Regions from separate parts of the Homo sapiens genome. Here all the other regions are linked to region 1. The links are chromatin loops, found by intact Hi-C in ENCODE. Cell type or tissue: heart right ventricle. All regions are shown on one strand.

Region 1 (8,000 bases):
AACATCACACTACCTGGTTTTAAAAAATACTTCAAAGCTATAATAATCAAAGCAGCATGGTACTGGAATAAAAAGAGGTACATGAAACAATTTAATTGAATGGCAAAGCCAGAAATAAATCTACACAATTACAGTTAACTGATCTTTGACAAGGTGCCAGGAACATGCAATGAAGAAAGAACAATCTCTTCAATAAATGGTGTTGGGAACACTAAATATCCACAAGCAAAAAAAAATTGAAATTGGACCCTCATCTCATGCCATGTACAAAAATCAACTCAAAATGGATTAAAGACTTAAACATAAGACCTGAAACTGTAAAACTATTAGAAGACAACATAGGGGGAAATCACCGTGACATTGGTCTGGGCAATGATATTTTTGGGTATGACTTCAAAAGCTCAGGCAGCAAAAGCAAAAATAGACAAAAGGGATTTTATTCAACTAAAAAGCTTCTTTACAGCAAAGGAGACAATCTACAGAGTGAAAAGGCAGCCCATGAAATGGAAGAAAATATTTGCACAGCATTCTTCTGATCAGGGATTAATTTCCAAAATTTATAAGGAACTCAAACAATTCAATAGCAAGAAAATGATAAGGTTAAAAAATAGGCAAAGGACTTGAATAAACATTTCTCAAAAGAAGACGTAGAAATGGCCAACAGTTATATTTTTAAAATCCTCAACATCACTCATCAAAAGTACAGTGAGATATCACCTCACGCCTCTTAGAATGGCTGCTACCAAAAAAGACAAAATATAAGCATTAACAAGGATGCAAAGATAGAGGAACCCTTGCACACTTGTTGGTGGGAATGTAAATTAAGTCATTAGGGAAAACAATATTAACATTCCTCAAAAAAATAAAAACTGAACTACCATGTGATTCAGCAACCCCACTTTTGGGTATGTGTATATATATTCCCCATAACCAAGACATGGAATCAACCTATGTGTGTTAATCTACAGATGAATGAATAAAAAAAAGTGATACACACACACACACACACACACACACGCAATGGCCAAGACATGGAATCGAACCATGTGTGTTAATCTACAGATGAATGGATAAAGAAAATGTGATACACACACACACATACACACACACACACACAATGGAATACCATTGAGTCTTTAAAAAGCGGGAAATACACAGATAAACCTAAAAGGCATTATGCTAAGTAGAATAAGCCAGGAACAGAAAAACAAATACTGCATGAGCTCACTTACACATGGAATCTAAAAAAGTTGTGAACTTATTAATGCAGAGAGTAGAGTGGTGATTTTTCAGGGGGAAGAAGGTAGAGGGATGGAGAGATGTTGGTCAAAGAATACAAAACTTCAGTTAAGCAGGATAAATAATTTCTAGAGATGTATTATAGGGCATGATGACTGTAGTTGATAATAATGCATTGTAGACTTGAATATTGCCAAGAGAGTAGATAAATGTTCTCACAACAAAAATGATAAGCATGTGAGGTTACAGATGTGTTACTAAGCTAATCATTTCACAATGTATACACACATCAAAACATCATGTTGTATAGTGTAAATATATACACATTTTATGTCAACTATACCTTAATAAAAATCATTAAAAATTATAAAAGAAATTAAAAAATTAACTTGTGAGGAATAATACAGATTATAAAGTTCTTTTGAAAATGTCAATTTATGTAAGTTTCAAAACAATCCTGTGAGAAGAACTTACATACTTCACCTAAGTTACAGGTGAAGAAACCAAGACTCAGAAGTTTACATAAAGAAAGTTTAAGGCAGAGGCAGGAATGAGTGTTAGTTAGGGGCAGTTTTACTTATTTCAGGGCCTTTGAAAACTCAGACAAGACCATACTTTAACACATACCTTGTCTCTTCTAAATGTCAGCTGCCACTTGCCTTTTATGCCAATGGTTATTGTCACTGGTGACGTCTGAATTCACTTTCTCTAAGTGTTTGCTTACAGTTCCTGGTCTCCTCACCTGCCTGGAATTCACCAAAACTAAACCTGGGAACTCACACTGTGCTTGTCCTTACTTTGGATCATAGCTACAGCATTCTCACGGGCCCCTAAGGCTTCTTTTCCAGCCCTCAATGCCAACTCACAACCTATGGATGCCCAGCTGATCCTGTCTCACCTCCTCACAAATGAGGCTCTAATTCAAACCAGCTCACTCTGTGGTTGTTTGTTTTGCACCCTGAGCCACACCTCAGCAATTACAGGTAGGCATGGGAGGAAGAGATGGAAGGGCTCCCTGAAGTCTGAGTGTTTGTGGGCACAAAGCTAAATGTTCCCTTCAGCCCAACAATTAAAAGCCAGGCTCAAAACAGAGAGGCAAAGCCTCCTATGTGCCAAGCTACTTAGAAGAAAAATATAAATGCCAGCAGCCCAGACCGCCAGCAAGACTGCTGGAAGGTATGGGGACTTGCAGAATGAGGCTGCAGCATCATGATCTCCTGGAGACAGGACTGAGGCAGGCCAGGAACTGTGCAGGAGGGAGGGAGGGAGGGAGAGGAATGTGTCTCCCAACAGCATGTTTGAGAACAAGCAGTTATTTTCCCCAAAGCCATCTGTGAGACTCTCAACTTGTGCCTGAAAAATAAAAGGGCGAGACAGAGAGAGAGAGAGAGAGAGAGAGAAAAGTGAATTACTGGAAAAAATAGGTATCTCTTTGGGAGTTTGTGAGGGCAGCGAAAAGACTGTCTACCAGTCTGTTAGTCTTGGCAGCTGCATGTCTGTGAATCCGGCCATGGTCAGGGTTTCCAAGGCCCTACTTCTGGAAAATGCAGAAAGGGTTTAACCTGAAACGTGGACCGTAGATGGCTCTGGCGTGATCTAAGTCAGAGGGAACCGTGAGGTCCCTCAGCACAAGGGGTCACTCAGGTGATATTGTGACTAATTGCATTAAAGATTGTACAGGAACATGTCTCCAATTAGACAGAAGTCTCTCAGGAGGCAGGTTCCTACAAGGTTTTTTTTTTTTTTTTTTTTTTGACTCTATCAATTACAGCCTGAGAAGTGTTTTAAACAGTACACGATGGATAAGAAATTCCTCATTGCCAAAGGAGAGGCCATTTGCCCAGCACTCTTCATCCACCAGAGGGCAGATGTTCTGGCTAAAGTGGCTGCTTCCTCCAAGCTACTTTGTATTTTACAAGAAATATGACTTTTTCTTCCTTATGCCTGTAGACATTTAGGGATGTCTTTGGTTGCAAGTAGCAGAAATCTTGCTTCACAGTCGCTCAAACAAATACAAGTGTATTTTTCTCACATAACAAGATTTTGGATCTAGATAGCAGCTGGCATTGGTTCAGTAGCTCAGTGGCATCAGGGCTAGTATCTCTGGAATTCTCTCACTTTCCCTCAGGCTTGTCTCTCTCATAATCACAAGATGGCTGCTGCATCAGTGGGCACTATGCTCATGTTGAAGATAGGAAAAAAGTAGAAGGGCAGAGTCCCCTGTGTTAATCCCAAATTATCAGGACTGCAATTGTATCAGAATCTCCATCAGACCTCTGCATGTGCCCTACTGGTCAGATCTCCATCACACAGCCACACCTAGCATAAAGGGAGCCTAAGGATGTGAGAACCTAACTGGACACCCTGTCAGTCAGAAAAAAATCAGAGTTCTATCAACTACAAAGAAGACGGAACTATTACTGGGGAGGAAACCAACAGTGTCTGCCACACCCTGTGCATAGCACTGATCAAATTGCATTGAAATATTCTGTTTCTTTCTCTCTCTTCTCTTTCGCCAGAATTAATAGCACTTGGCAGACAGAGACACCCAGTCATTCTTGTATTCCCAGCACATGGCACACACTGCCTGGCACAAAATAGACTTAATAAACATAACTTAAGTTCAAAAAATATTGGCAGAACTAAACTCCAAATAATAGTGAGGCAAAAGAATTGCATTTAGGTTCATTTGTGCCTACACATCTCCCTAAAGATAACAGGAGATATTGCTGGAAAAGAAACATAAGGTAATCAAAAGATAGGCACTCAGAAAATGAGTAGATGATGCTCTTTGGATGCACAAAGTTTCTAACACACACACTGAAATAGGTAATGATAATAATAGCTACTGCTTTTTAAGTTCCTAGGAAAAATTAGATGTTCTGTAAATACTACCTCTGATCCTACTATCTTTATAAGTTACATATTATTTGCCTCATTTTAGAGAAACTGGGAAAGTGGCCCGAGGTCTAAGAGCTGGAAACAAACAGTAGAACCAGAATGTGAATCCAGGTGAGTCTATCTTTCTCCACTCTCCATCCTGCCTCCTGCGTGAGGGTGTCCAGTACTTTCATTTTACTCAAGGGAAACTGTAGTGCCGAGAGGTCATATGAGGACTCGCTCCAACTAGATAATAAGTTTCCTGTCTCCAAGGACATGTTTCTATCTTTATTCTCTGCCGCCCTCAACACCTCACTAAGCAGAGAAAGAGTGTACTGTGCTGTTGAAGCTACAATGGTATTGTTAGCTGTGCTGTGCTGTGTTAGCTGTGCTGTGCTGTTAGCTACAACAGTGTTGCTAAGTATGAGGAAAGGCTTACTGACAGCTGGCTTTCTTATCCAGATCTATGATAAAACTATGGAGAAGAAGATGGAGCCAGAAGTGTACAAGCCCCTCCCTTCTCTGAATCCCATCCCATCCAGCAGAAGAGGCAAGTGTATGTGGTTTTGGAGCATTAGATGAAGCATCTTACAAATTTCCTGTAAACGTGTGTGATAAAATGTGAACAAAGATGAAACGGCTGCATTTTGATTCCTGGCTTCATGTTGCCCACAATGGTCCACAAATGATTGGAGTTCCCTGGTCACCATCTTTCTCTCTAATTGATAAGTTGAGCTCTGTGCCAAGAGCTCAGTCAGGTATGCCTCAGTGGAAAAATGTAATATTTCAATTCTGACTTACCTAAAGGCCAATATCACATGGCCTACAGTCTGTGGATGTGCCCAGTTGGTATCAATTGCATTGCTTATGGCAAATACAATGCAGATGAGGTCCTTCATCAAGAAATCAGAACCTAATCCAATAAAACCTGCTCATGCAAGCAAAAGCAGTCTTGAGTATTTCAAGATGCCCAGGGGCTGAGAGACAACCCCATCCAAGGAGTGTTCATGGCGTTTGCACTCTTCTAAAACATTCACTTCTAAGAATATGTACAAAATAAGGGTGGAGTTGGACGTAGTGAAAAACCTCCGATAAGTCGCAGCAAACCAAAACTGGCTTTTAAGGATCTTGAGCTCAGCAGCAACATACACACTGAGGTCTTATAATCCTTTGGATGGAATAAGGGAATTCTCCTTTATACGAAAAAAATATTTTGAGATATTCAGGCACAAACAGAGACTGTACATTTTGGCAGGAAACTCATCTGGAATTTTAAAGCCAAAATTATAAGTTCGAAATGAGAGAAAAGAGAACCACAGTCAGGGTTGTCATAAATAGAATAATTTTATTCTTCATGTTTTCACCAAAATAACAATCATACATTTCAACAGTGGGTTTTTTTTTCCATTGGTACCAAATGGATTATTCAGAACATCTCATTTTGATTTATTGAGAGCAAACATAACAATTGTTCAAATTAGAGTACAGAGTTTAAATTAGGTAAACACTGGGAAGGAATCAAACAAAAACCTATTTTGTGCTAAGCTGGGAATCTCTTGTGTGTTGAGTAGTGGTGTCGCATGCAGTCCCAGGGCCCTTGGCTCCAAGTCCACACAGCCAGGCACTCCCTGGGCTGTGCCCAAGGCCTTGAGGGCAATGGCGTCTGGAGTCTCCCAGTTTTATTGTTGGTTTGCATAACTCTCGCAACCAACTCTAAACTAGAGGTATATCCTGAATTGGACCTCCTGGGAAATGAAGTGATTACTTCCAAATTCACCAGTCAGAATCTCTGTAATCTGGAGCTCTTGGCTGTGGCCAGAAAAGAGCAGGGTGGGTGGAAGGTGGAAAGTCCTCCACTGAGCTCTGCCACTGGTTGCAAGTTATAGAATCAATATCATACAGAAGCAAAATGACCACCCTTGCATGAGTTACTAAGAGCACCCATATTATTCCAAAAAACATGGTGGGTTGTGGAAATAGAGGATAGATGCTGGCCAAGCAATGCCTGCAGATGGGAAACTTCTAACCCACCCTTTGGGAGGCAATCTCATTCTTGATGAAGCCATTACAAATGCAACGACAGAAGATATTACAGTCACTGCAGTCACCACAACAGAGATCTTATGGGGAAAAATCAATATCTTAATTTCTTCTGGATTTTTTAATAGAAAAGTATTTTCTATTCCAAATATTAAACATGAGCTTCAGGAGGAGTAACTAGACTAAGGTTTTTAGATCAGTACATGTAATAGAGGAACATTCTTGTTTGTAATAAGCTTGTTTCTTCCTTGTGTATTTGTTTTCACAGTAAGGGCTAAATTCTCCCCTCTCTGAAAAGTGAGAGAAGAAAACTACAAAAATACAGTTGACAATTATAATAAAGTGTATACTTTTATATACTTTGATATATCAAAACCTATTAAAAATTTAAGGATAAAGGCATATTAAATGCTATGAAAAAAGTATACCTATTACTTTCATATGACACACTCTACACCTAACCTTGGGTGCACTAAACATTCTAATTCTGCATTCTTTATTCTGAGAAGTCTACTTCCTGACTTGATACATTCACCTCCCTGGCAGGGTATCAGCAGAGGAAATGGAGTAGTAGAAACAGAAATACAAACTCCCATGCAGTTGAAAGCTGAGAAAGAGAAACTGTGATATGTACTTTACAGGCCGGCTTTCTCTCCCCTAACTCAAAATTAGAGCAAAGGGAATGAAATTTGAGCAATCATAACTCACATTTCTATAGCTCCTGCAGTGTACAAAGAGCCTTTACACATGTGATCTCATTGAAACAGCAAAACATTCCACCTTCTGAACAATTTCTAGGGTCAGAAAGTATATGTGTAAAACAGAAGGTGGCCTGTTCTTAAATAAGGATCTTCTTTATTGATAGTAGGTCAACACAAACATAGCTGAGTCCCTTAGGTTTGGGTTCCAGAAGCAGACTCTGATGGAACAAAAAAAAATAATAAAGAGATAAAATGTGAACAAATGTGGGAGTGATTCACTCCTAACCAGGAAATTGGGACAGGGAAGGAAAAGCAGCCAAGCAAAGGCGGGATTTCAGGCAAAGTCCTAGCTTCAGCCTGATCCCCAAAGGGAATCTGGAATATAAGCCACACTTTAGAGTTTGTCCTGACCAGTAGCACAGGGGCTGGGCCTTCATATTCCTGAAGATACACTCATGGGCTAAGGGCTTAGGGGAATGGAGTGGAGTGATCGGGGAACACAAAATCCCGGACACTTCTGGCTGTCTGCACAGCTCCAGAAGAGTTGCAAGTGAGGACTGTTAGGAGAAAATCAAACAAACAAAAGAGGGGAAGCTCACAGACATAAACAGTAAAAGGGATTTGAGGGAATCTGGGCAGAGTAATAGCACAGTCCACTGTGGGTTTAGCTTTACAGAAAACAGACTTTGAAAAACAGAATATTAAGGCTACCAATTCAAAGCCCAATACCAAAACTACTGAAATGTTTGCAAAAAGAATGTCATGGTGTAAGTGTGAAAAGTAGTTGAAGGAGAAAGATCAAATGGACCCTTACTATATGGTTGTTCAAAGGTGGCTTAAAATATAAAATTCTATTGAGCAAATCACATGGCTCAATTAAGGCCAACACTAAATTAATTCTGACTGTTACTGACTAGCCACAAAAGACGTAAGACAAATCTTTTCACATTACTGAGTCCCAAGCTGCTTTTTAAATGGAGGGATAGGAGATAAGGTTATAATAACAATTAACATGTATTTGTATATTTATACTGTGCCAGGTGCTAAGTGGTTAGCCTAGATGATCTCATTACAAGTTAGTGTTATAAATCTCCCCATTTCATAGGTCACACAAGCTAGTAAAGGGCAGAGCCATGGTTT
Region 2 (8,000 bases), 190 kb after region 1:
TGATGGAAGGCCACCATGCCACCGAATCAAATTTAGAGCATGAATTTACAAGAAGGGCTCTCTTCTCAAATTTAGTCACTGTGTAATGAGCTCCTCCTGGGTGCCTAGTACTGTACTGGACATTTTATATATATTCTCTATATCCCTAAAAACAATCTTGTAAGGCAAGGGTCATTATTTCTATTTTAAATGTGTAAAATTGGACAAATTTCCTAAGGCTATCTGTCTAGCTACCAAGTTAGAGTCAGGATTCAGACTCAAATGTATCTCTCTGCCTGCCTTCCTAAAGCAGGAGGGTTGGGGTACTGGCATCATTTATTGGCATTTGGTCCTGAAAGCTGTAAAAAGATAGAACAGTATACATAAGGCATATTGAATGAGCAATTGTTAATCTTTATTAAGAGTTTATCACTCAATTCAACCCAGTTGTTCATCTTTTTCCTGCTGAAATGGACAGTAGTCAGATCTCAATAACCCGTTTCCCATTGCTATTTGTGAATTGTCAGTATTTATTTTAATGATGGAATCATTTCTTAAGGTAGAGTTGTATGTTTACTTTATAATGTCTGAATTTGGCTCCTTGTAGAGTAATTTTCTGAACGGGAATTGTGCTTCCATTACCTAATTGCAAAAAGTTGCCAAAATTTAAAAAGGCACTGGGAAGAAGAGGCGGTACAAGAATTCAAGTGGATCTCAAGGTCTCACTCTTAAAAGAAATGGAAATATTTTTGGACTGGATTAGCATGACTGAATTATCATCCTATTTGCTGGCGTAATTGCAGTTGGGAGGGGAGAATGAAAGGCATTGCTTTTCTACCCACTTCCTCCAGTGATACTTAAAACTGAACTATGCTATTCATAAAGTAAATCTTTCTGAGTAGTTTGCAGATTTTACCGTCTTTAAAAATGTTAATATACCATTTTAGTACCTCATTCTGAGGAATAAATTTATTCTTAATATAATAAAAACTCAGAAAAAAATGACATCAACCAACTAAAATGAAAGCTCAGACTCTAAGAAAACAAATGCAGATGATGCAAAATACAGCATTGGAAGCTAATGGAAAGGAATACTTCTTAACACTGTCTTACCATCATCAAAAGCAATGAGAAGGAATAAGAATTTACATGCTTTTGGTATGCCCCAAATCTTAATATCTTCCAAATGCCATACATTTCAGGCTTCTACTTTTAATTTTCTATGTAGAATCATGAAATAATATTATTAGTCACATTATACTGGATAGTAAAGTTAATATATTATTTCTATCCTTGCTAATCTTATGTCTTTTTTAGTTTCTGCATGATCTTAGAAATTTGCCAAACATAAACGTGTCAACGTGAAGTTAAGAAGTGAGACTCACCCGTCCCTGCACAGTCTATACTATGCCCTTTCGCAATAGGTATTTTTTCTACCTTTTCTCTCTGTCTCATGTTATGGAATTGTAGAGTCTTTTTATTAATTCTCCTATGTTGGTTTTCCATTTAGAATTCTTCTTCTGATACCTTTCCACATAGTGTAAATGATTTTGTTTTCAATCCATACATACAGAACTTTCCTCTGGATACTAAAAGCCTATGGCCAAATCATGTTGATTTTATTTATTTAAGTCTACAATATGGTAATAAATAGAGTAAGTTCTTAATAAGAGTGCTAGTTTATTTACCATGGCAGTTCTCTGTGATTAAATAAATATGAATATAATAGTCAGACTACTTTACCCATGTGAGGCACATAGCAAGGGAGTTGGCAACATTTTTAACCATATGAGAGGTTTTATTTTTATCTTTGTTGTTTTCAATATTACATAAAATACTTTTGGCTCTAATAAATCTTAATATTATCTCCCTCATCAAGTAGTAGGACAAAATCTCCTAGAGGTAGCTAGTTTTGAAAAATCCACACAAAACCAAAATCATTGTAATCAATTGTAACCAAGCATCAACTCACTTCATCAGAACTAATCACATAGCCCTAAATAAGTCCTAAAATTTCCCAGACAATGCACAGTAAATTTAAACAACATGTCGCATCCTCAAAATAATAATAGAACCATTTTTTACCATTAGTTACATTTTTTACCAAAGACCTGCAGACATCTTTTAATATAATTTACTACAATACACTATGTAATACTAATGATACATTTCATTCAATTTAGTATAAACCTTGTTAACAATGTATGAAAACAAAGAAAAGAGAACAATAAAGTAGCTAATCATTTATTACACTCCAAGTTGCTTTATTTAATAGATTTCAGAGAGAGTAAATTTAGAGAAAGATTGAATTCACAAAGGAGGAAAGACCCTGGGGAGAGGGTCTTATGAAAACCAGAAGTCAAAGAAATGCCTTCCTTATCCTATCCTAAGAAGAACAGTGAAGATTCAGTAGGAGGTCTCTCAAGGCCCAGAGGCAAAGGAATACAGTCTTCAGAGCAAGAGAACATTAGGAGCAAGTGGACTGGACCACACAGTGGGCACTCCTGCTATAAGTGCTCAGTGTGATCATCACAATGACTTTAGCTGAGCTCTATAACTGCTCATCTCTTATTACTTTTTTTCTTTTTTAAGACAGGGCCTCACTCTGTCACCCAGTGGCGTGATCACAGCTCACTGTGGCCTCAGCCTCCCTAGCCTTAGGTGATCCTCCCATCTCAGCCTCCCAAGTAGGTGGGACTACAGGCACATGCCACCATGCCTGGCTAATTTTTGTTTGTTTGTTTTTGGGGGGGGTTCTGTTTGTTTGTTTTTGAGACAGAGTCTCACTCTTGCTGCCCAGGCTGCAGAGCAATGACACGATCTTGGCTCACTGCAACCCCTGCCTCCCTCCCAAAGTGCTGGGATTACAGGCATGAGCCATTACACCCAGCCAATTTTTTTGTTTTTTATAGAGTAGGGAGTTTCGCTATGTTGCCCAGGCTGGTCTTGAACTCCTGCACTCAAGCGATCCTCCTGCCTTAGTCTCCCAAAGTGCTGGGATTACAGGCAGGAGCCACGGCATCCGGCCTGTAACTGTCCATCTCTGAAAATCCAAAGGCAATGTGGAGCCACCTAGCGGCAGACCAACCAATGGTTTCCAGGTCAAAGAATTAAAATTCAAGTCTTTCCTCAACTACTTATTGCCTTTTTGACATTAGACAAGTCACTGAAACTCTTTTAGCCCATATTTCCTAATCTGCAAAATATTGATAATAACAGTGTTTGTGCTAAGGATTGTATGATAATGGAGGCAAAATGCACTTTGTGTGCTGTTAGGCATCATGCAAATGTTACTTATCCTTATCTGTTCACGTGTGTGTGTGTGTAAAACTTTCACATGTCACAAATGGAGAGGAGTAGATGAGAGAATTGCACTCCATGCGATGAGGTTGAGAGTGGGGAGCTATGCCTGGGCAGGAAGCTGCGGATGTGCACACCAGAGCACCTAGGAATATATACACTAGGTGCTGGCAGTAGAAGACTCTGCTGTGCTCTTAATATCATCCAATTGCTTGCACACGTAGCTGATACAGACCAGGGAAAACTGACACCATCTTTATTCAGGGTTCAAACTGAAAAGCAGCATTTCACTGAGGATTTGGTGAGAAATGTATTATACTAATAACATTATAATAACAACCAGCTTAACATAGTTGTAAAAATTAATGAAACCATTTAAGCAAGAGCATAATAAATGTTTATCATTTTGGCAATTTTGCAAATAGTTGTTCAGCTACTGTCACAATAGTTCCTTGTACTCTGCATCTTCCAACATACTTGATGGATTATTATCCCCATAAAGTGCCCGTAAAAGAAAGCAGCACAAGAGAGTTGGCTTATTTAGGATTCTATCAACCAGCTGTTACATCCACCAGCACTTCACCCGTATGATCATCAATATTCATGCAAAATCCCAAAATGCCTCCCAAACATTGGAATAAAATGTTCCAAATAGCTATAGGTTTAGCTGTGTTTTGTGTTTTAATACAGTGAAAATATGAAATCTATTTATGTTATATGTGGAAACACATATCTGCTCTCAAATTATGCCAAATGATAATGTATTTCTTGCTTACTGTTGTAACAAACCACCACAAATTTAGTGTCATCGAACAACACAAATTTAGTATCTTACCATTCTGGAGATCAGAAATCCACAAAAGTTTTACAGAGCTAAAACCAAGGTGTCAATAGGGCTGCATTCCTTCTGGTGGCTCCTGGGGCAAATGTTTCCTTGTCTTTCCAGCTTCTGAAGCTGCCTGCATTTCTTATCTTGTGGACTCTTCTTCCAACTTCAGAGCGCATCGTTCCAACCTCTGCTTTCGGCAGCACATCTTCCTTTCTGACTTTTACCCTCCCTCTATAAGAACCCTGGTGATCAGATTGGGCCCACCCAAGCAATCCAGGATAGTCACCCCATCTCAGGATCTCAAGATCCTTAACTTAATACACCTGCAAAGTCCCCTTTGCCATGGAAAACAATATATTCATAGATTCTGGGGATTGAGACATGAACATTTTGGGAGGTTCATTATTCAGCATACCACGGCTAGTTTACTGTATTATTATTACTTCATCTCTGAAGGAAAATAATGCATTGGCAGCATTAAAAATTTTGTTCAAATATGCCCAGTGAGCCCGTGTGATTGAGCTCCGTCATCATCATGTTCAATTCTTCCTGCCTAAGTCAGTCCAACTCAGGATTTCTCACCCTCAGCACTATTGAAATTTGGACCAGATATTTCTTTGCTGTAGGAGGCTGACCTGTGCATTGTGAGAGTTTTAGAAACATCCCTGGACTTTTACTAGATGCCCATAGACATTCTCCCCTCCCCAGCTGTGACAATCAAAAGTGTCTCCACACATAGCCAAATGTCCCATAGATGGACAAAAATCACCCTCAGTAGAGAACCACTATTCTACACAGAAAGCAGCCAAATTATTGTAATGGCCCCTTTAAGGCAATAACTCTTAGAAAGCAAAAGATCCAGCGATATTAATTAATGACTAATTTAAAAGGGCAAGTGTAAGTCATTTATCTCAGCATTTTTGGCTAAATTTACTACTAATTTTATTTGTCCAAGGAAGTCAGAGTTGAGTTTTATTCACTGACACTAACTCATCTACATGGCCTGTTCGAGTGTAGGGTTACATATGAGGCATTTAATTACTTGGATATCAGACTAAGAGTAGAAACTTAGTATGCAACATCTCCAAAAGCTGTGAGCCCTTAGTGGCAGGAATCAAGTCATACTGTCTTTGTTTCCACAGACCATAATCTCCTCAATCTTAACCCAGCATTATTTCCATTATACTGTGATTGTTCTCAGGCACAGAGGTGATAGCATCTCTAAAAAGATACAGACCAGGCCCTGGAACCCATTTCTTGGTTAATCCCCTAGGCATTAATTCCCAAGCTTTAGTCATTTGTACACTTCTTTTCATAATTTTTGCCATTATTTATTTGGAATTTATCTTTAAATTGACTTACTTTTTTAAACATAGATACTACTTTAGCAATATGTAATTCTTCTACAACACATTAAATTAAATATATGGCTATAAATTATTTAACATTCATCCATGTGCCATTTAAAAGTTTCTCAATATTAGATGCACATATGATACTTTGAAAAACACAGACCTGGATGCAACCAACATCAGCAAAGCCTGAATTTTTAACTTTGAACTCTAAAAATGTCTTCCCATCTATTCAACTTCCTCACAGACGAGAGAACAGCAAAGGACAGTGAACCAAACTGCTCATGGAGAAATGCTGAAAGCGGTCACACCCAGAAAGACAAACTCGGGCTACTGTTTACACACTTTACCTAAAAATCTTCCTTTTTATTTTTCTTTAAAATATGACAGTTAAAATGCATGCCCTTAAAAAACAGCATTTCCAAACAATTTGTACTGACACATTCCACATAAGACATCAGCCCGATAACTATAGACAAAGCAAACTGAGAAATTAGCATTTCCCAAAGTGTATGCCACTGTTTGTTAGTTCTACAGGATCTTAATAGGCATTACATGAGGAAGAGTGGGTGGAGAATGGGGTAAGATCTGTGGTCAAATAGGATTAGGAAATGTTATTAAACAAAGTTAAAATGACATTATAAAACTTCTGATACTTTAATATTCTTCTGTGCTTTGTGAAACTTAAAGGAAAATATATATTAATCAGTCAGTCCTAAATTTATGTGATAAAAAACATTTTTTTCTCTAAGAGCATTTCATGAGACTAATGTCCTAAGGAATGTATTTTGGGAAATCCTGATCTATCTAGATTAGAAAAAATTTTATTTTCCTCAGATGAAGGTGGGAACAAATTCTAGGGTAATGGATATTTTAAAATGCATTCTACCTTAGTTTTTAAAGTCCCTAGAGGTACAGGCTCTCTTTTCTTGATTAACTTTGTTAATCACTGCCTTGCACCCCCAGGGACTCAAAAAATATTATTGGATGTGGATGATGAACATGAAAGACAATGTGGCAGTTATTTTACTGGTGGTAGCATGGTTTGTATTGGCTACCCCTTTGCTTTGAGAAGTAATTAACTTTCATTTTATCTTAACTCATAATGTTCCACAGAATGTGGGCCCTAGTCATCTAAAAACAATCTTTGTTGTAGCTGATATCACCTGAGGAGCATGAATGGACAGCTGTTAAAATTCACGGAATTAGCAAACAGGATATTTTCCCTGGAGGACTCTGACTTCCTCTCTGTGCACAATGCACAAACCTGCAAGGGGAATTCTAGATGGAGATTAAAGCCATGAAATTAGTTAATGCAACAAATCTAATTTTCCTAACAACCACAGTTGACCCCTGAACAATGTGGATTTGAATTGCAAGGGTCTGCTTACACATGAATTTTTTTCAACCAAGCACAGCTTGAAAATTCAGTATTCACAGGATACCAAAAGGCTGACTTTTCCTGTATGCAAGTTCTGCAGGGCTGATGGCGGGCTTGAGCATGCACGAATTTCTAGAACCAATCCCCTGGGTATACCAAGGGATGACTGTGTTGCCTATGTTTGAGGTGAAATTGTGAAAGTGAATGAGATAATGTGGCCAAAATACTGAGCCCAGAACGCCTTCTAAGACAGGTGAACCACAAAATGTCATCCTCAAATGGCTTTTAGCAGCAGAAGCCATATGAGAGATGTAGCAAGTGATATTGTCATCAAACTGATAGTCATGATACCATGAATTCTTATATAGGGTGTACTACCCAACTGTTGTGTGAGCTTGGGTAAATCACTTTGCTTTTCTAGGATCCAGTTTCACCTATGGAATGAGAAAGTTGGGGAAGAAGTCATCTAGCGTCTTGCTACTCAAAGTGTGGTCCATGGACCAGCAGCATCAGCATCACCTGGGATCTTCTTGGAAGAAATGTAGAAACTCAGGCCTCACCCCAGAATCTGCCTTTTTATAAGACCCCCAGGTGGGCCAGTACACAGGTTTGCTAACTCTCTTCCTGGCCCCTCAGACCACTCTCTACCTACCTCACTGCCACCCAGCCACCCTCATGGGGCTTCATTCTAAGGGAAGAATTAGCAGTGAGCTTTTTTTTTTTTTAAAAAAAAAAAAAAAAAAGCCTCTAGTAATCCAAGCCCTCTCTTTCAACAGGTAAGGTAACTGAGGCCCAGAGAGGTAAAGTTGATTTCCTGAAACCAAACAGCTAATTAGGAACAGAACCCAGATTTTGTTATTAGTTTTCCAGTGTGCTTTATTATAACGTTTCAAGAGAATGGTACCAAAGGGATAGGATCAAATTGCCAAGTGTTAATGTTACAACAAATGAATACCAATGCTTTCTTCTTGCAGAAAAGCCCTTTTTTAAGCCTAAAAATGACTACTTTTTAATGAAATCACGTTATTCCTGGAGATACTTAGAGAAGAGTTGAGTTACAGGGTACCTCATTCCTCTTCCAGGTGGTAGCAAAGCCTCAATACTTGGGCCAGATGTTTACTCTCCTCTTTCCTCTGTCTCTCACCACCAACCCCTACTC
Region 3 (8,000 bases), 290 kb after region 1:
ACCTTCAACTAACATTGTAGTAAACAGGACTCTTTCCTTTTTTCCCCATACGTTGTCTTAAGAAAGATACATCTCTCAACCTTCACATCTCTATCCAAAATTTACTTCCTCAGATGTCATTCCCTACCGTTCTTTCCAAAACATCGGAGCTCTTCCACTCTGTCATTATTGAACCCTTTATCCTGCTGCTATACATTGAATGTTTATGTCCCCAAATTCATATGTTAAAATATGACACCCCCCTCCGAAAGTGATGGTATTAGGAGGTGGGGCCTATGGGAGATAATTAGATCATGAGTGCAAAGTCCTCATGAACAGAATTAGTGCTCATATAAAAGAGACTCCAGAGAGCTCCCTTGCCCCTTTTATCATGTAAGGATACAGCAAAATGGTGTCATCTATGAACCAGAAAGTGGGTCTTCACTAGACAACCAATCTGCTGGCACCTTGATCTTGAACTTCCCAGCCTCATGAACACTGAGAAATTGCTGTTCTTTATAAACCACTCAACCTATGGTATTTTGCTACAGCAGCCCTAATGACTAAGACACCTGCATTGCTTTTTCAAAGCACTCAAATCTCAAATTATAAAATGTATTTTTAACATTTATCACCTGTCTCTCCACACTAGACTGTGAGTTCAATAAGATAATACCTCCACTCTCTAATTCACCACTGTATCTCCAATACTCAGAACATTTCCTGTTCTGAGTGTTCAATAGGTGTTCAATAGGTATATCTAATGAATGAATTGCCCTGAGAAATGCAATCAAGAGAGAATTTTCTTTGAGAGGCATGGAAAAACCAGGAAGGCAATTCTGGTGAACACTGGAAGAGGATTCTGCCTGACTTTCCCTTGCTTTAGGGTGGCAAATCTGAGGGTCTTGAGAGACTACAAATCTTGTACAAGTAGGAGGCACAGAGGACCAGCCCAGGAACTGATTAGAGAGGCTTATACACACCACACACAACAGAGACACACATACATACACAAAGACATGCTGTGTTAGCCTATGTGAAAGGGAAAGTTGGATTCAAGGCAAGGACCAACAGATTAAATATTTAAACATTCTTCTGTATAGTAAGCCAATGAGGATAAACGTACAAATAGAATGCTGATGAGCATTTAAAATATCTATCACATTATTCTGTTAATATATGTATCACATTACTCTGTTATGTACATTACAGGTCATATGAGGAATCTGAAATTCTCTGCAGCCCTGCTCAAATATAGGAAGCCATTTAGGGCTGTTCAAAGTATCTAGGATTGGTTATTCTTGACACATGAATGAATGACTGCCTTGGTTCAGCTGTTCTTTTTCTAAATCATTTTTAACAAGTGCATTTTAATGGCCATTACTGTTTTATTCATGTTAGGTTATCATTATTGCAGTTAACCTCACATTTACTTTGCTAGTATCTTTCTTTGAAAATCTTTGACATTTTAGTTGGTTTTGATTTGTCTTTCTGGTCACACTCCATTAATAATAACTTAAATCTGAATAGTCCTTTTTGGCTTATGAAGAATTCATATTATCATTTGTACCCCTGAACAGCTCTGAGGGATGGGCAGAGATTATAATTGCTATTTTACAGGTAAGAAAACTGAGGCTTAGTGAAGATAAAGGACTTGTCCAAGGTCATAGGCATGAAGAATGGCAGAGCCAAAACTTAAATAAAAGTCTTTTGACTTCTTTGACAGTGCTTTTGTCATATGACATGACACCCATCACTAAGCCAGCCTGGCTGGCAAAGATTCAATGTTCACACACATTAGATATGCTTATGTTCAAGAACACAAATACACACACACACACACACCCACACCCACACACACACACACCAGCTGTCAAACAAATAGAAATCAAAGAAAATATTAAGGAGAACTCACAATATTATTGTGTCCCACATTCTCAGAAAGAGAGGCATGAAAACCCACTATCACAATTTCTTCCCAGCAAAAATTCCAAGGCTCCTTCTTTCTTGCCAGGTGTTTGTATAAAGTTACCCAAATTTGATGTTCTTTTGAGTGATTTGGGAGAACCCCCATACCACTTTGACCACCAAAAATATCCTCAGGGACAGGAGAAAAATTAGTAGGAATAAGTAAAGCAGTAAATTCTAACCAGGGCCCTTATATAAATATTCACGTTAAAACTGAACAAAGTTTATTTAGATAAAGAGCCAGAGAAATGGCAGAAGGCAGACCTAAAGAGCTGGTTTACAGGACAGATATGCTGAGCCTATGAGAGGAAATAATTCAACTGGTATTCTTCCAGGCATTTCATCTCCTTCCAGTTTTCCAGTATTTCATTAGATTGTCCTGGTTTAAAGATTATGAAGTATAATCCAACATATCCACTGAATTGATGGAAGGCTGAAGGGCCAAACATGCTAGCTTATTATTAAAGACTTCACCACAAGTCTGGGGTTCCATAATTAAATTCATTCATCCCCAAAAGTAGAATTAAGTACCAGCTTATACATTACCAGATATTACCACACATTTCTGGTATGGATTAACACTTTCAGATCTCTAGTAACTGTCTTACAGACATTGAATGTTAGAGCTAGAAAAGACTTAAGGGAACATCCAAGTCATATTTTAATAAATGAAGAACTTAAAGAAATTTGTTTAGATGCACATAACTAGACAAGGAATAAGTACTGATCTTTGAGTGAAAAAAGCAAAAAATAGAAGTGTGTATAGTATACTGCAATTTATGTTTGAAAGGGATGTATATGATATGTGCATATCCACAGACTATCTGAAAAATATGAGGAAAAATTGTTGCTTCAAACATAAGGGATTTTAGATACTGGAGAACAGAAGTAGGAGGAAAATTTACTTTTTACTAGATATCCTTTGCTACTCAATAACAGTTTACACATCTGTCACCCCCACTAAGAGTACAAACTCCTTGATGGTAAGGCCCACCAGCCATATTATATTCATCTTAGTAATCCAAAATGGGCCTAGCAACTGTTTCTTCATTTTTTCCAGGGAAAAAATGATTTGTTAGTGTATTTAGAAAGATTGTAAAGCTTGAATTTTGTGATAGGGATTCATTTTAAATATTTTATTAGGTGTTTTATTAACCAATCCTTTTGTAGCCTGTATACACTCTTGGCATTACCCTGGAATAGGATATTGCAAAATCAACGCACATTTTCTAAGAAGTAGAAAACTATGATCCAGAATTAAGTAAGGCAAAAGCAAAGAAAACAACTCTCAAGAAGATGGAAATTGAATTATTTACAGACAGAAGTTTCTTCAAAGTTTTCCAGAAGATACTTACATTAAAAATTGTGAGAAATTTGCCACTTCTCTCTCTCTCTCTCCAGCATTATGATGACATGTCCCTTAAGATTCAAATTTTCATTAAGTCCCTTTATACATTGTGAGCATGGAGTTCGTGTATGCCCAGCATTAGAACTACAGAGGGCAGGGAGTGGGCAGGCAGAATATTGAACAGACCTAAGTGTGTATCACACTTGCCCTCTAGTGTGCATTTGCCAACAATGCACTTCTCTGGGCTGTCTGGTTTTAAGCCTAGGGCGTTTCCAAACAGAGGTCTTTTCAAGCTGGTTTTTATAAACAGATAAGCCCCATTTATATTAATTCTGTTTACTGCTAATTTGTAAAGAGTGCTATTAATGGGCTTAGAAGCAGCGTATTCTTATTAATAGTTAAACATCTCCCTCTTATTCATACAACTCTTGCTTTGTAAACTTTCTTTCACAAAAGGACAAAGATAGACTTTAATGGTCCAATTAACCAATTTCTAAACTAATGAATTCATAGTATTTTAATACAAGAAATAAAGGTGCATAATTATGATAGTGATTTTTAAAATATTTCATACTATTACATGAAGAAGCATTTTCTCTTCAACTCAGAAGACTTCTGCAGGCTTTGTTCCTGTTTGCTCTTTACATTTACATTTATTTGTGACTACATCAAAGCAGCCCTCATCTGGCAGATGAAAAATCTCTACTGTAGCATAAAGCCTATAAATTATCAACTGTTTCCATTTAGAATATAATTTTGGCACTTATTAACAAAGCCTAACCAGGACTGAGGTTTATTCTAGCTCGTTTTATCATTCTCTGTGCACTGCATTCGCCTCATGGTCCAAGATGTGTGGTCTGTTTCCAGTAACATATCAGCAATCCAGCCAGAAGGAAGGAGGAAGGGGAAGACATATCCACTCCTTTTTAGGATTCTTCCTGGAAGGTACACCCATGACAACTATACACAATTGGCAAGAATGGCTGAAATGGCCCTGCCTGGCTGAAATGTCTTCATTCTGGGCTGCTCTATTCCCAGGTGAAGACGGGAAAACAGGGCAAGAAAGGCAGAATCGATATGGGGGACAACCAGTAGTCTCTCCCATAGTCTATGTTCCTACCAATTGCCTTTATTTGACAGATTCCACTATTCTCTATTTTTTGTTTGTTTGTTTTCTATAGAAAGTAGCATTTTCCTTTTCATTTGACTTCTATCATGAAGTTCTGATGTTAAAGACTGTTTCCCTTTTTTTTCCCCATTCTATCTCTAAATAAACTCAAGTCACTTGGCCTTGCAGAGTTTCACCAAGTTGGTGCATTGGTTCCTCCCACAGGTGATGGCTGTGCTGCCTGGCCCTCTGCAGCTGCTGGGAGTGCTGCTTACCATTTCCCTGAGTTCCATCAGGCTCATTCAGGCTGGTGCCTACTATGGGATCAAGCCGCTGCCACCTCAAATTCCTCCTCAGATGCCACCACAAATTCCACAATACCAGCCCCTGGGTCAGCAAGTACCTCACATGCCTTTGGCCAAAGATGGCCTTGCCATGGGCAAGGAGATGCCCCACTTGCAGTATGGCAAAGAGTATCCACACCTACCCCAATATATGAAGGAAATTCAACCGGCGCCAAGAATGGGCAAGGAAGCCGTACCCAAGAAAGGCAAAGGTAACATCATACTCCCAGGCTGTTATAAAACAACAGCTTTCCAAATCTCTAAATTATGGGATCAGAGGGGGAAGATAAATTTTAGAAGCTTTAGTTTTAGAATTTGTTACTGGCATTTTTAAAATGCCTACTGTGTTCTAACCATATTCTTGAAAACTTCAAGCCTTAAAGACACAGATAAGACTACCATTTATGTTTTGCTTTATTATTTTAACTAGCATCAGATGAAATAAAATATATTAAATCACAAATAGTCTATCCCCTTATTGTTTATTTATTCAAACATTCAGCAACTATCTATAGTGAGCACCTATTTGTGTCAGGCTCTGGGCCAGATGCTGGGAGCTAAAGCAGTGAAAAAAAAGAAAGGTGACAAGTCAGTCTTCTGAACTAAGAGAGCAATGTTGTAAGGACCTGCTGTGTTAAAAGAAAAGTCACAGGAAAGCATTTTGCGAACTAAGTATTAGACAGGTGCAAGTGTTCTTAATACTACTCTAATTACATATGTCAATCAATAGATCAACAGAAGGAAACTAAGAGTATAGACTGCATCTAGGGATGACACCTGAAAATCTCTCCTGTTGCTTTCTTGGCGTATTTATTTAGCACCAACAAAATGCCCCTCAGTGTGACAGACACTTGACGATAAATTCATTTGGTTTGTCTGGAGTTCTCAGAAACCTAGTACTTGCTGCATCAGAGCAGCAATTACCTTTGAGGAAGTGGAGCCAGTCCCACTAGTCCCTACAATGGCAGGAAGCTCCACCTCTGGAGAACTACTGGATTTGGAACTTAGAGGCCTAGATGCCTGGATGCCAGAAATGAGAGAGACCTAGTCATTTGACCTTTCAGAGCCTATTTTTCTTCATTTGTAAAATAAGATTGTTGAGAGAATCAGTGACATACATAGTAAGTAAAGTGCTGAGTAAATGCTAAAGCACCATAGGAAATTGGAGTTGCTACAACTGCTCATTCAACAAATCCTCAGTAAGAACAGAGTGTGTTCCAGGCTCTGTGCTAGACACCAGGGATTCCTGATTCATCTCTCCTACTCTTCCCCAGATAACTCCTCAATACAGTAACTACACAATTCGCTGGTTAGAAATAGCATGCCTGAATAGTACTATAATCATATCTATTCATGTAAAGAAAGTATTCCTGACTTTCTTCTCTTTAGGAGCTAGTATTATACTTAGAAGATTATCTCAGACATTTCTTTTCCTTCCTTTATTGAATGGCTTGCCTTGCCTTTGGCACTTCTTGTACTTACTCTGATGGATCCTCATATCTCGAAATGAGTTCTCTGTTTGTATTTTATTCTCTGACAGTAGCTCAGCAAAAAGTACAATGGTCAGGATTAAGGTGCTACTAGTGACATAAGTATTATGCCAAGAAGATATTGGGACCATATATTTCATTTCTCCATGTTATCCATTAGTCCCAGCAGCATGGGAGATCCAGAGTTGTGTTCATCTGAAAGGCACAGCATGTTCATTATAACAGCACGTGCTGTGTATTTCAATAACAATTTGAGAAACGGTGACACCTTTCACATCTATTCTCTAATCTTGTAGTGTGGCTGTATTATTCTTATTCTTGCTGTACAGATAGGCAAGCAGAGATGCTGACAGCTTAAGGGACCCAGTCACAATCTCACGCCAAGACCAGAAAGATAAGCAGAGCTTCTTGTTCCTAAGTCAAGCTCTCGACTTCATCCATACTGTTTATCATTCTAAAATATCTTATTCATCTCTCCTACTTAAAAGCCAGATTTGTATATGAGAAATTATTTGTTAAATTAATGAACTAATATTTGAGGCTTAGGAAATCCCACAGCACCTTCAAGAAATTAAGCAAATCTACTAATTCTAAAGGAGAGATGTGGAAAGATGTTATTGAACCACACAAAAAATAACTCTATTCTTTCCTATTTCACATCATACTGTATTTAAGCATAAGAGGAAATATCTTGGCCATAAATTATTATATTTAAAAACTTTGCCAGGCACAGGAAGAAAAATCCTGCATATTCTCTCTTAAATGTGGAATCTAAAACAATCGAACTCATAGAAACCCAGAGGAGAATGGTGGTTACCAGAGGCCTTGGGGTGGGGCAGGAGGGAGAGAATGGAGAGATGATGATGAAAGGTTTAAAGCCTCAGTTAGGCAGGAGAAATAAGTTGTTTTTTGGATATCTATTGCATAGAATAGCGAGTATAGTTAATAATAATGTATTACACACTTCAAAATCACTGAAAGAGTAAATTTCAAATTTCTCACGAGATAAAAATAAGTATTTGAAGTGATAGATATATTTAGCTTGATTTAATTATTCCACATTGTATTCATGAATCATAGTATCACTTTGTACCCCATAAATAAAATACAACTATAATTTGGATAACAACTCCAATATTGTTTAAAATACACACACACACACACACACACAGATAGAACAAATGAGATGAAAATATATATACATGTTAAGTGGTTATCTCTGAGTAGTGGGCTTATAGGCAAATTTGATTTTTCTTTATACATCTTTGAATCTTCCAAATTCACTATAATAAACACACCATAATATCTCCAAGTTTTATACTTGGAAAAATGTTTCTTCTTCATTACTTTTTAGCTTCTTTACTTAACCAATGTTGATACAAGCAGCTTCACATATCAGTTATCAAAAAAATACCTCAAATACATAAAAAAAAATTGTCAGCTTGATTTTTCTTTCTTATTTATTTATTTTTTTCCTTTTGGAGATGGAGTTTCGCTCTTTCACCCAGGCTGGAGTGCAGTGGTGTGATCTCAGCTCACTGCAACCTCTGCCTCCTGGGTTCAAGTGATTCTCCTGCCTCAGCCTCCCAAGTAGCTGGGACTACAGGCATGTGCCACCACACCCGGCTAATTTTTGTATTTTTAGTAGAGACGCGGTTTCACTGTGTTGGCCAAGCTGGTCTCGAACTCCTGACTTCAGGTGATGCATCTGCCTGGGCCTCCCAAAGTTGTAGGATTACAGGCACGAGCCACCATGCCAGGCC

The links. Peaks named below come from ENCODE experiments on the same cell type or tissue, not always from the same donor. Only the 100,000 strongest peaks of a DNase experiment are listed, where the experiment ranks them.
Region 2: a loop joins it to region 1, with 9 times the contacts of the local background. A loop is called at or near these places in 45 of 110 quality-filtered maps.
Region 3: it touches region 1 in a loop (3-fold over the local background); 10 of 110 quality-filtered maps call a loop at or near these places.

Annotation. Positions count from the first base shown.
Region 1 is chr3:99,496,291-99,504,290 of GRCh38, forward strand. All of the region lies in intron 1 of LOC105374007 (a long non-coding RNA gene), which reads right to left. It overlaps LOC105374005 (a long non-coding RNA gene), which reads right to left. Exons shown (of 5, transcript XR_007095985.1): 5 at 5,445-7,078. Among named protein-coding and RNA genes, the nearest start is that of COL8A1, 140 kb to the right of the region's middle. In heart right ventricle, a CTCF peak has its summit at 3,092 (motif pointing right); DNase peaks (open chromatin) are centred at 2,476, 2,773, 3,084 and 7,231; H3K4me3 peaks cover 467 bases; H3K27ac peaks cover 5,921 bases.
Region 2 is chr3:99,684,137-99,692,136 of GRCh38, forward strand. All of the region lies in intron 1 of COL8A1 (collagen type VIII alpha 1 chain), which reads left to right. Among named protein-coding and RNA genes, the nearest start is that of COL8A1, 50 kb to the left of the region's middle. RefSeq lists enhancers at 2,801-2,890, 2,941-3,000. In heart right ventricle, a CTCF peak has its summit at 3,049 (motif pointing left); a DNase peak (open chromatin) is centred at 2,995; H3K27ac peaks cover 2,602 bases.
Region 3 is chr3:99,786,052-99,794,051 of GRCh38, forward strand. It overlaps COL8A1 (collagen type VIII alpha 1 chain), which reads left to right. Exons shown (of 4, transcript NM_020351.4): 3 at 4,629-4,959. The coding sequence starts at 4,632. Among named protein-coding and RNA genes, the nearest start is that of CMSS1, 28 kb to the right of the region's middle. In heart right ventricle, a CTCF peak has its summit at 3,514; a DNase peak (open chromatin) is centred at 3,497.